Linked DNA regions of Mus musculus: region 1 is linked to region 2. The links are chromatin contacts, found by Hi-C or POLR2A ChIA-PET in ENCODE. All regions are on one chromosome and are shown on one strand. The core of a region is the stretch at or near the end of the contact, and the rest is flanking DNA. Distances in the headings are between cores, read along the strand shown.

Region 1 (6,198 bases), core at 1,705-4,204, 910 kb before region 2:
TGATCTCCAATCCTGGTACCATCTGTGCACCCAACAAAGAAACCCTCCTATAGGGCAGACCCTGCCTTTCTCTCCCCACCTCAGGATCCAGGTCCTACTGCTTCCTTTCACCTGGACAGCTGCTGTATCTCCTAGATGGCCTCCTCTCTCTCCTGAGGACCCAATGTCCCTGGCCACTCCTCGGCCTGTTTCTTTCTTCCTCCCCCAATACACCAAGACTTGAGCTATCTTCTAGCCTTTTCTCTTACTCATCCAGTAGCCCTGGCTCTTGTCCACCTCCTTAGAGCCACTCAAATGAGGCCCCTGTAATTGCAACACCCCACATGACTTCCTGCACCCCATTTCTGCACCAGCTTTTGAGTTTTGCACCAACTTCCCAGTTCCTGTTTTGTCTGTCCTTACCTGAAGTATGGACTCCAGGAAGGCAGGACTTTCTGCATTGTTCCCTTTTGACACCAAGAGCAGAGGCTGGTATTCAGTTGGTATTCAGTAGTAATGGGAACCCAAGAGGAATGTGGCAATATCCTGGGTGGCTGAGAGGGGCCTGGCCCAGGAGGCACTGTGTGATCCCCGTGGGGAATTTCTGAAGTGGAAGTCTAGCAGGGTAGCTTCCAATCATATGGGCCTGGGCTGTCTCACTTCAGAGCCAAGGCTGGGGATGGTCTCTAAGCAATGAATGTCTCCATGAGAAGGGAGTATTACACAGAGGGTGCTGCACAGGCCTGCTCCCCTTCCTGCCTTCCATCATAGCAGGACCTATTGTCAAATGGGCAGGAGAACCTTGCGGGTGGGAAAAAATGTCAGGGCCTAGCTTTTAAGGAAAACTCAGGGCCACTCCGTTTTCTGGAGGCAGCTCCATACGCTGTAAGTACCCAGGCTGGATATCTAGGCTGGCTTCTCCCACCTGCCTCCTTATTCCCCTTACTCTATGCACCAGATAAGACTTGTATCCCTACTGAGTGCAGCTGATCTAGTCTGGTGCACCTGGAACCCCAAGACAGCCCTCTGCTCTGTCATTAAGTCAATGGGCCCCTCTAAATCCGCCAGGGTCAATGTATGGCGCAGTTGGCAAGGGTTGAAAAGTGAGCCCTGCCTGCTAAGTGGATCCCTGGACCGAAGGTGGATGACTAACAGCAGAATTGCAGGGCCTGAACACACTGACCCTTTACTGGCTGGAGAGTATAAGAAGCAAGCCTGGTGCAAGAGGCCTGAGACAGGCAGAGAGGGAGAGTATAATCTAGTATGGTGGGAGAACTCAGGAATTCTAGACACTATGGCCCATCCCTGAGGTCTGTCAGGTGAGGGGATCAGAAAGCACACACCTGAGCTTTCATCCCTGAGCTTTCCAGGTCCAGTGGGGTAGCAGCTACAGGACTGGGTGCATCTAGGTATTCACTCACACAGACTATATGGGGAAACCCAGGGACAGAGGCAGCTAGAATTCTTTGCAGAAAATGGACTGCAGAGAGCCCCTGGAGGTCCCCATCAGTCTCTTACCCTGTGGCTTATATGAGCCACACATGAGCACAGCTGACCGCTATGTCCTGCCTCCAGTCATGCCGACACACATCTAATGGATGTCTCTATTGGCACCTGAGCACCCTGCAACACTATTTATGGCAGGGCTGGGAGAGCCAGCATGGTGCCCCAGAGGACCTTTCCCATTGCCCACCCATGGTCCAGCAATCATCTCTAGATAGCAACTCTAGGAAGCAAATGGCAACTCCAGGGCCAGACCCTGTCTCTTGGGCTACCAAAGAATAGTCTTAGATTCAAAGGAGTAGAGGGTCAGATTCCAAGATCTTAGGGCAGCTCTCGCCCTCACACCCAAGCTTTAAGCAATGTGTGGAGTGCTGACTGTGGAGGCAGGATCCAGGCTGTGGTGACCCACGTGTAGCTATTAACACTGACCCTGAGTGGAGAGCCTTGGCAGAGGTCAAGTGCCCAACTTGATGTAACTTGATGGGAATTGTAGCTTTGAACCTGGGGAACCAGAACAGCTCATGTGTCCATGTGTAGAGTGGACTTAGAGGCATCCACCTCCTCAATACAGGTAGAACATGTCCAAAAGCGCTCCCGGGATCAGACCCTGGCAAGGCTCCTCTGCGTTCCTGTCCTTGTATGGACACCACCTCTCAGAGAGGACATTCCCCTTAAATGCCTTTCTGGGCTCAGCTCTCCATGATGGAGAGCTGGACTCTGCCTCTCTCAAACAGCACCCAATTCATTTGCTGACACCAAGCAGGGCATTAAAGAGTGAAGTAGTTAAGACCCAAGTGGCGATTGCAACCCTGGTCTCATCTCACTGTACACCCTACCCCTTGTATCAATAGATGCATAGTCCAGGACTAGGCCTGCAATCAACATTGCTACATTATGGAATGTGCATGTTAGGTGTTCCAGCTTAAATAAAAAGGGTGTTGCTCTGGGGAGATGAGTAGGTAGTGGAGCTTTGAAGAGGGTGAAGTTTGCTGGTCCAAGAGTCCAGAGAGGCTCCAGGGAAATTCTCAAGGAGGAACAGAGCTGAAAGAGAAAAGGCTTAGGTTTAAGCTGGCATCCAGGAGAGGGTCAGGGCCCAATCAGACAAAGACCACATCCTGGTAGTGGGCACCCCAATTATGCAAAAAAGACAGATTAAGGGAGGGGCGGAGCTGAGGGCAGGATCCGCCCCTCTGGATGCTTCCGGGCCTGCCTGGTCTTCCTTCCCCCACGTGACCTGTATCCAGTCATTCTCCGGTCCCAGGAAAGTGGGCGGGCGCGTTCCCGAGAGCCGTGCGTAGGCCTGGAGTAGGGCACGCCTGCGCCCGGGCAGTGTTGGAGGCGGGTTCGGGTCGCCCCGCCCCTCGCCCGCGTCTCACGTGACCCGTTGAGGGCCAAACAAGCGGGTCAGCTGACTCCGCGGGACTGCGGCGTCATCCTGCCTATAAGCCGGCGACCTCTGGCTTTAAGCTTTGCTCTCTTCGGGCCGCCGCGACCATGAAGACTCCCGGCGTCTTGCTGCTCATTCTCGGCCTCCTGGCTTCGTCCTCCTTCGCGATTATCAGGTGAGGACCCGCTCTGGGTCCGGAGATGCGGGGCTCGTCACCTGGAGTGCCGCGTGCTCCGGCCGTGCTGGAATGCACCTGTGCACCCAGCGCAGCCTTCCTCAGGGTCCCACAGACTATGGGGCGAGACACTCAAAAGGCAGGGGTCTCCTGGGCCCCTCTCCACTCCTATGACTCCTATGGTCGAACAGGAGGGTACAGTAGGGTGGCCACAAGTGGGTCTGACTCCAACCTCGCCTCTGTGTGTGTGTGTGTGTGTGTGTGTGTGTGTGTGTGTGTGTGTGTAGCGGGGCGGCCGCTTCTGAGGAGAAGTGCTGCCCCATGGATAGGATTCTGTTGAACCCAGCTGTGGAAGTTGGAAAACCTAGTAGGCCCTTGCCCCCCTGAACTTCCTCAGGCCTTTCCTTTTAAGGGACCCTGTTTGACAGCTGTGCACTGGTGCATAGCCCTAGAAGTTTACTCAAAGATGATCCCCCCTGTCCTGGGTGGTGAATCTCTCCTCCTCCCTCCTGAGTTGCACAAGTCCCAGAGAGAGAAGGTATGGAGTGGCCCAGTTCAAATACCTTGGAGCTGAGGTCTACCCCACTGGGGACCAGGCCCTTCTCAGGCCCGTGGACTTGGCCTTTGTGCTAGATGAGGTCTTGGTGGTAGCCCGTGTGTTTTCCCACTCTGTGAGTCCCTGGTCGTGGCAGGTGGCTGAGGCCGTAGGCTGCGGGAGTAGAGCTGGCTCTGCCGGCTGGGCACCAGGGTTGGGTGGGAAGGAGCCCAGTCTGTAGGCTGCAAGCTGTGGGTGGGTAGCCTCAGTGGAGCCATTGTAGGGAGTGGCCTAGGCTTGATCCTGCCCTGGGCTTGCCTGCCCTGCCCTCAGGCTTCTCTTCTCTGGGAAGAGGTGTTGTGGACTCCAGGATCCCTGAGACTAGGCACCAGAAACAAAGCCACACTCTTAGGCTTGTTGGCATGTTTCCTGACCTTTGCAGGGTGTGTGCCTCCCCTAAGCCCCAGGCCAGAAGCCTGCCTCTTCCAGCCCACTACTCTTAGGCAAGACTCCTATGTCTCTCAGAGCATGCACTGTGCATGCCAGGAAAGGTCAGCTGTGACCTTGGCTACAAATCCCTGGGCAGAGAAGTTTCAACAAGTGATTACAGATCAGCTCTCCTTGGGAACAGGAGCAAACTGGGGGTGGGGGGTGGGGTGGTGGTGGAGAGGTGACCTGGAGGGCAGGGCAGGGACCCCTCTCCCTCTGCTATCTAATGGTGGCGTCCCCTATTTAGTTGTCTGCATCAGGGCTGCAGGGAGCATATAAGGGCCTTGAGTCTGTGGTGGTAGGGCATGTAGGTTTCTTGGGTGAGAGTTGCCAGATTGTGTGCAGGGATGGCTAGGGAGAGCATGAGGAGTTGGTGTTGAAGCCTCTTGGATGGTTAGGGGAAGAACCTCCAGGGACTGTCCAGGATGATAATGTCACTGCAGGCCTGGTAGGGGTGGTTGGTGGGGCTCCTTTTTGTAGAGTCCACGTGGGAACCGATGTGGCTAGGGGCCAGGTTCAGTGGATCAACCAGAGTCCCATGGTGCACCTTGCTTTGGATGCACCTGTTCCTCCTCCTCCTCCACCTCCTCCTGATGTAGGATTGGGTTCACCAGGGCACCAGGTACAAGTGCCTGGCCACACCCTAAACAGAACCCACTAGCCAGTAACCCAGGTAGGCAGACAGAGCAAGAGCTGGCCCAGTATGTGCTGTTTGTTTCACTCTAGGGTGACTGAGAACCACCTGACTGGGGTGTGGTTGGTGAGGGAAAGGGGTGGGCACACTAGCCTATCCTTGGACATGAGGAGCGAGCTTCTGTGACTGAACCTGAGGTGTCTGTGGTAGTGATAGGATGTCCTTAGCTGATTCAGTGGGTCAGTGGGCCAGTGGGCCTATGGCTTTGGGGCAGGAGTTTGTGACATGTTGTGGCCATTTTGAGATATTTAATTTGCTAGAGGCACCTAGGTGCATGCCTGGCTGGCAGTCATTCTGTACTAGAGGGCTGCCCTGGCCCAGCCTGGGGTATTTTGGGGTGGGAGGTTGGAGGACACAGCAGTCAAAGCTGGGTGCTAATACCTCTGTCCCATCTTGACAGAATCCCTCTGCGCAAGTTCACATCTATCCGTCGGACTATGACGGAGGTGGGCGGCTCTGTGGAAGACCTGATCCTCAAAGGCCCCATCACCAAGTACTCCATGCAGTCATCGCCTAAGACCACGGAGCCAGTGTCAGAGTTACTCAAAAACTACCTGGATGTGAGTGCAGTTGTATTTTGGGGTCTTGCTTTGAGGGGTGAGTGTGGGAGGAGCTAGCTCCCTGGGCTAAGTAGCCAGTTCTTCATGGAAGCCCACCCACAATACACCATTCCTTGCTTAACAGCCCCTCATTCTTGCCATCCTAGAATCCTTGCTTCTCTGAAATGCTCAGACTAAAGGATGGGTTAGGGTGGCATTGCTTGGTATTTGCAAAAGGTTCTTTCTGGGTCTGAGATTCTTTTCCTTTTTGAGGGGGAATAGGGTGGGGTGGTGCTAGGACTGAGTCTAGGGACCCCCTGTAGGATAGGCAAGTACTTAGTCCCTGAGCGACACCTTTCCAGCCCCACATTAAGTCTTGAACATAGATCTCTCAGTTCAGCTACTGCTGGGAATGACTCTCATCCTTAGGACTGTCCCATGCTGACAGAGCAGCCTAGAACCAAACCTAGCCTGGTGGGAGTCTGGGAGAGAGTTACTGGACCTATATAGGTCCACCTTGCTGGTGCCTCCCTCTGTACAAGTTCTAGGAGAGGTCTCTGATCCCCTTTGCCATTTTCCCAAGATCAACCTGCCCCCGGCTCTTTAGTGCTTCCCTTCCCCCTTTCTCTGGGGTTGAACCGACTAGGGCCTTGTACCTTATATTAGGCAAACTCTACCACTGTACCCGCTCCTTTTTCTTACTTTTGACATAATTGCCCAAGCTAGCTTTGAATTTACCATCCTCATATCTTGGCCTCCCGAATGGTTGAGGTTACAGGTCTGGCTCAGCAGCCCACTCTCCTCGGAGGGAATGTAGGCCCCGAGGAGAAACATTTCTGGAAGTCACATGGTGAGCTGGTCCGAGCTCTGTGGAAGGTTCTGGGCCACAGCCTGGCA
Region 2 (6,459 bases), core at 223-2,722:
TCTACTCCCCAACTCTCCCTAAGTAAACAAGTCTTCCAGGGGCCGGACCGAACTGAGAGCCCCTCCTCCAAGCCTTTGGCCTCCACCCCATCCCCTAGGGCAGACCCTACAGACCATCTCCTATCCCACTCCCCTGCCACCCTCACCTCTGGCCACCAGCAGTCTTCAGTCCAGATCTTGAGCCTGATCCCAGGCCACAGTGACTCACAGGCCCCCACTGCCCCCTCTGGCCAGGGCAGGATGTTGGGGGGAGGGGACAGGACCGGGAAGTCGCCTAGCTCGTGGCTCTGCACGTGGCTCCATGGGGGATGGCAAAAGCTGCCAGGGAGGCTGTCCAGGGTGACATCGGGGGCACAACCACCAAGCTGGCCAGTGGCTCCGACCAGCCACACTCAAGACCCAGGAGACCCCTCCCGACCTCCCCTCCATCGTTTGTTTCCCAGAGGCACCTGGAAAATGTCTAGGACCCCCCAGAGCCTTCACTGTAACCAGATCTCAAACTTCCCAAGCTCTATCGAACTTCTCCAGCTTCTCACTGCAAGCTGCCTCGTTTTCCTAAGGGTAGCTCCCAACACACAAGAAGGCGGCCAAGGTGATACACTCCCCAGAAACCAGCTCCTTGCCCATTCCCTTAAGTCCTTAAGTCACGTCCAGGTGAGGCAGACCTGTGGCCACTAGCAGTCTCGCACGCAATCTCCGCGTCTGAGCCAAATATCCCGGGAAAAAGAGGTTAGAAGGTCTGTTCATAGGGTGCCTCCTCCATGACGCCTTCCCGGACCACCGCCCTGCTCCTCTCCCCAGGAAAAGACCCTTCTCAGAGGAGAGGACTGTACTGAGCGCGGGAGGCCGCCGTCGGGGCTCGGGACACCGTACCGCCGACGGTTCTGCAGCGGCCGAAGAGAAGGACGCCCCAAACTCCAAGGCCCGGACTCTGCCTGGGCACCTCGGGTAAGGGCTCCAGACCGAGACCCCTTGGAGTCCGGGCCAGGAGGCGGGAAGACCGCCTTGGCCGTGGACAGTCGGCAGCCCGCTCTCCGGCTGCGCCACCACCACTTGTTAACCACCTCTTGGCTCCAGTCGGCTTGCGATCCGGCCAGCGGGACCCCAGCCCGCTAGAACCGCCGTACCTGTGCGCGCCGCCGCACGGCGGAGCAGCTGTCAGTCAAGGCAACACGAGAAACGCGAACCGCCGGCCGCGGACCTTTCGGCCTTGCTCGGACGCCGTAGCGCCGGGATCTACCACCACAGCGGGAGGGGGGGGACCGGGATGCTGCCGCGGGCTCGGAGGCTCTCGGAGCCCCGGGTGGGCACGAGCAAGGAACACCGCCGCTTCAGGGTAATCATGGGAGCCGGGGCAGGGCTGCGGCGGGATTCAGGGAGATGCGGGGCGGGGCTCTGGATCTTACGGGGCGGAGCTAGGGCGTAATGAGCCCCGCGCTATGGGCGCGCCTGGGGCGGGCCTTGAAAAGCTACTGCCGGCAGCCTGCACGCCAGACGCCGCCATGATCATCCCGGTGCGCTGCTTCACCTGCGGGAAGATCGTCGGCAACAAATGGGAAGCCTACCTGGGTCTGCTGCAGGCCGAGTACACGGAGGGGTGAGACGGCGGGCCGCGGGGGATGGGACAGGACGGGAAGGCTGGACTGGGGGCATGAAGTCGAGGGGCAATGGGGAGGGTTCTGCGGCGGACCGGGAGTGAAATTGAGGTGTCCTGGGCCGGGGGTAGATAAGATTTCCTATGGAGAATTGGCAGGGCAGGGGTTGTGGGGTCTAGTGAGAAGACTGGATGTCCTCCAGCCCAGACCTGTGATGTATTCCCAGAAGAGTGAGTCTTTAGTTTGTTTTCGAGGCAGGATTTCGGTGGCTGACCTGAATTCTCTATGTAAAGCAGTCTGGTCTGAAACACTTCGAAATCCTGCCTGTCTCCTGGATGTTGGGATTAAAGGCGTGCAATATCACGCCCAGGCTCTCAGAAGTTTGGAAGGTGGTTTTCTTCAAGTTGCTGGCCTTTGGGAAACTTCTAAGCATCCTTCCCGTGGGTGACACCTCAAGTCTCTTCCCTGTCGACCTACTCTCTATCCTCTATCTGCTTTCCGACCTACCCCTTATGTACTTCGAACCTCGTGGGCCCTTTAAAATGCAGGACAGGCTTTGTGGGCATCGTCTTGTGCTCACTACTATGACTGTCCCCCAAAATAGACCTCTGGCCACCATGTCAACACCAAGGGGTTCTCTTTCTCTGCACAAGCCATAAGTCAGTGGGGCTTAATGAGCAGCTATTAGATCAGCTCTGATGAGTAGCTGCTAGCCTTCTGGGACCCTCTTTCACTTGGGCAGGAACCTCTCAAGCTGTCTAGGTCCCAGAGAAATTAAATCTAGTGTGAGTTCAAAGCCTGTGGGGTAGCAACAACCAGTTCATGGCGTTTAGTCAGAGTCCACCTGTGGGGCCTGGAATTGTACTCCTTGATGAGGGGATATTGGTCTCCTAAGCTTTCCCAAATAACCCTGGAAGCCCATAACCCTGGGTACAAGAGACAAACGCAGAGATACAGGGGGTTAGAGAGATGGCCCAACTGTTTTTTTTGTTGTTGTTTTGTTTTTCAAGACAGGGTTTCTCTGTGTAGCCCTGGCTGTCCTGAAACTCACTTTGTAGCTCAGGCCGGCCTCGAACTCAGAAATTCACCTGCCTCTGCCTCTACCTCCCAAGTGCTTGGGATTAAAGGTGTGCACCACCACACCCAGCTAGATGGCTCAACTGTTAAGAGCACTGGCTGTTTTGTGTGTTTGGTTGTTTGATTGTTTTTTAAGAGGACTCAGGTTCCGTTCCTTGAAGCAACATGGTATCTCGCAAGTGTCCGTAACTCCTTTGGGCTTTGGGAGCATCAGGCACCCATACACATAAAACGAAATTTTAAAAAACAGGTGTAGGCAGAAGGCTGTTAAGGATGGATACAGGATGCTATGGGAGAAGACTGGCACATGAGCAGGTGTAACTTCTAGGTGGGGAAAGGGTCACCTGGCTCCTCCCTGAGCATCTAGATACATATTTCAGAAATCTCCAGGCCATTTCCCTATGGCCTGGTGTCAGGTTTCAATCGCTGATTATGTAGATGTGCTCTGGTAACCCCTATCCACACGAATACCCAGAGGCAAGCTGGAGGTGGTTCCAAACCTATCCAGACTCTAGAGACCACATCCAGCCTCACTCTTCTCTTTACAGGGATGCCCTGGACGCTCTGGGCCTAAAGCGCTACTGCTGCCGCCGCATGCTGCTAGCACACGTGGACCTGATTGAGAAGCTGCTGAACTATGCACCCCTAGAGAAGTGACCGCTGGAGCCTGCCCTCCTCTGTCTCCTGCTGGCCACGGGCAGCCTGTCGTGCTATGTTCAAACTGAGCTATTGGGGATGTTGGTGTATTGCCTGGCTGTGGCCCTGTGGCTAAGTCCTGTTACCCTGGAAGGAACTGTTTAGTAAAGATGTTTGCAGAACCACCAACAGGTCTAACTTCCAAGGTGCTCCATGTCCATGTCTGTGCTGTCTCTGAGGCTACCTGGCCTGCCTCCAGTCTTTCCCCTAGGGCTGGTCTCCTTCCCCTTCATCTGACTGGGAGTCTCGTCCTGTGGAGGAGTACCCTGCTTCCGTTCCCCGGGGCCTTGACCACTTTGATCAACGAGGTAGCCCTACAGTAGTCTTGTACCACATTGCTTTAGGGCCTCTCCGCTTCCTGCCTGTGTTCAGGATGGGCATAATGGATGTGGGCACCACACCATCCACAGGTATGGATGGGCCCAAGCCTGGTGACAATATTCCTTTGGAATGCTGAGCGTGCTTGGAGGTCCCAATCCTTGTGCTAGGGTTATTATGCATTTGGGTATTTGGTCTGCTTATAAGTCTTTGTATCACTGTGTCCCCACAGAGGCCAGATCCCCTGAGAGTAAAGTTATAGAATGTATAAGCTGCCATCAGGTATTGGGAATCAAACCCAGATTTATTTACCTTTCATTTTCCAAGACAGGGTTTCTCTGTTTGGCCTTGACTATCCTGGAATTCAACTCTGCAGACCAGGCTGGCCTTGAACTAAAGAGATCAGTCTCTGCCTCCCGAGTGTTGAGTTTAAAGGACGGCTTGTGCCACCCAACCAAACCCAGATACTGTAGGAGTACGCCCAAGGCCACAGGCCTCACGAATTTCTTGGGTCCTAAAGCCCATCAGCTGTGTGAGCCTATCTGCTGCCCATGCCTGAGGATCTTGTTTCCAGAATCTTCCCAGGCCCGACAGCTAGGCAGCCCTGCCCCTTGACCCAATCCCCACAGCATGTAGTCCTAAGAAGCCTACTCTAGGCCAAAGGAGGTGGTGTAGTGCTTTAGCTCCTAGGCATCTGCATCAAGTACCCCGGGTTCTTTCTAGCACATTGATCCCTTTGAGAATTTTGGTGGGTTTTTTTGTTTTGTTTTTTGAGACCAGCTTTGGCTGGTTTGAAACTCACAACAGTCAGCCTGCCTTTACCTCTTGGATTCTGGGATTAAAGGTGTGTGTGGCATAGCATACCCACCCTACCCCACCCCTGGTTTTTTGTTGTTTTAAAGAAAAAGGCGGGCTGGTGAGATGGCTCAGTGGGTAAGAGCACCCAACTGCTCTTCCAAAGGTCCAGAGTTCAAATCCCAGCAACCACATGGTGGCTCACAACCATCCGCAACAAGATCCTCTTCTGGAGTGTCTGAAGACAGCAACAGTGTACTTACATATATTAATAAATAAATCTTTAAAAAAAAAAAAAAAAGAAAAAGGCTTTGCCTTAGGCTAGAGTCCAGAGAACCCATAGTGGCCTCCTCCAGCTGGCACAGAAGACTGTGGGGAACAAAATCAGCTTAGGACCTCTTCTCAGCTGCTTAGATGAGCTAAAGCCAGAGAAACAGGAGCCAGGGCATCCCCAACAGGCCCTGGTGCCTCCCTTGCCCTCTGACCCTAGCAAGGCCTACAGACTCTTCCTTGAGCATGGACAAGTCCAGGCCACAGTGGGCTGGGGGGATGTTCCAGCTACCAGTGCTCACCCTAACTGTAATTGCCATTGGGCTTCACCAACCTTGACTCTTGTGAGTACTCCAGCTACCCTGGACCATAAGGTCCTGTCAGCAAGCTGATTCGAGTGCTTATACATTTACATTTATTGAGCACCTGTTACATAGCAGGAGCATTTGTGGGCAGCATCTGGAATACAGCAGTGAGATGAAAACAGCCATGCTCCATTCAGAGATGCTCCAAAAGGAGACAGTGTACAGGAACATGGAGCATTTACATGATGCTATCAGTAGTGAGAAAAGGCCAGGGCTGAGCTGTTAGGAGCAAGAGGCCTGTGTGGAGAGGACAGAGCATCAAGTGTGGGGTTGGAGTTTCCCTCAGCTTACACCATTTGTTTGGGGCAAGCAGATCTGAGAGTTCCTGGTAGCAGGCATGAAGGGTGCCTAATCCAACCAGAAAGGCCCCACCTGCTTTTACCCAACGTGTAGTGGTGTACTCAGGTTCTCCCCAGACTTACTGCAGATCACAGCTACCCAAAGGGAAGCAGTCTGCATAAGAGGCACTTCTGTCAAATAATCTAAACCCTATTCTACTAGCCAGGCCTAGCCCAACACTGGCATTTGAACCCCCCACCCCCCCCCCCCTTCTTAATGCTGGGGCAAGTACGCTGCTTCGAGCTTTGGGACTTTGGTGTGCAGTGAAAGGCACTTGAAGGTGCATGCCCCTGAGGTGGCATGCCAGGGGGGGTCATGGCGATGGCATGAGGGTAGCTACCTCTGGCAGTCAGCAGTCTAAGTCAGTAGTGTTCAGTAGTGGGGCTGGGACATAGTGCAAGGCTGGCCGCCCAGCCTGGCATCATCGTGGTCAGTAGTGCAAGGCTGGCCGCCCGGCCTGACATCATCGTGGTCAGTAGTGTTCCAGCTTGAGGCTTCGGTACAAGCAGCAGGTGAAGATCATGCCGAAGACCTGCACACAGGCGATGCCAATGCCCACCGCCCCAATGACCCGCAGGTGCTCCTGAATGAAGGTCTCCAGCTTAGTGATACAGCCACCCTAGTGGGAGAGAAGGGTGGTGGGCCAGGCTGCCTGAAGACCAGTCCGGCCTAGCCCCGCCCCTTGCTGAGAACCCACCTACCTCCACTTTATAGATGTTGGAGGCATGGTCCCGCTTACCACAGCCAGCTACCATAGTCTTACAGCAGCTGTCAGGAACCACGCGGCTGTCTGCCTCACCAGAGCGGATCCACTCGCTGTCTTGCCAGTCTTGAGAGTTGTTGCTGCCACAACAGTGGAACTACAAGGGGCACATGGCTGAGCCTCAGCGCTTGCCGGCACACGGCACCATGCCGAGAGGGCGGGCAGTTCTAGGGGCACCCACCTCTTGCTGCAGCTTGTCGACAGCGCTGCTCACACCCTCGTGGCCTGACTGGTGGTATCT

The links. A loop is a pair of places that touch in the nucleus more often than their neighbours do. ChIA-PET counts read pairs that join two places held with the same protein, here RNA polymerase II (POLR2A).
Region 1: a map of T-helper 1 cell shows a loop between it and region 2 (2.9-fold over the local background). The contact joins the promoter of Ctsd here to the promoter of Polr2l in region 2. A Hi-C loop is called at or near these places in 1 of 37 maps with a recorded cell type or tissue (T-helper 1 cell). POLR2A ChIA-PET finds 5 or more read pairs at or near these places in 1 of 5 experiments (embryonic stem cell).

Annotation. Positions count from the first base shown.
Region 1 is chr7:142,384,583-142,390,780 of GRCm38, reverse strand. Ctsd (cathepsin D) reads left to right here and starts at 2,954. Exons shown (of 9, transcript NM_009983.3): 1 at 2,954-3,044; 2 at 5,163-5,322. The coding sequence starts at 2,977.
Region 2 is chr7:141,470,166-141,476,624 of GRCm38, reverse strand. It overlaps Polr2l (polymerase (RNA) II (DNA directed) polypeptide L), which reads left to right and starts at 1,472. Exons shown (of 2, transcript NM_025593.1): 1 at 1,472-1,597; 2 at 3,221-4,765. The coding sequence starts at 1,503. The coding sequence ends at 3,329. Tspan4 (tetraspanin 4) reads right to left here and starts at 1,389. Exons shown (of 8, transcript NM_053082.3): 1 at 1,128-1,389. It overlaps Cd151 (CD151 antigen), which reads right to left. Exons shown (of 8, transcript NM_001111049.1): 6 at 6,400-6,459; 7 at 6,157-6,315; 8 at 5,144-6,074. The coding sequence ends at 5,928.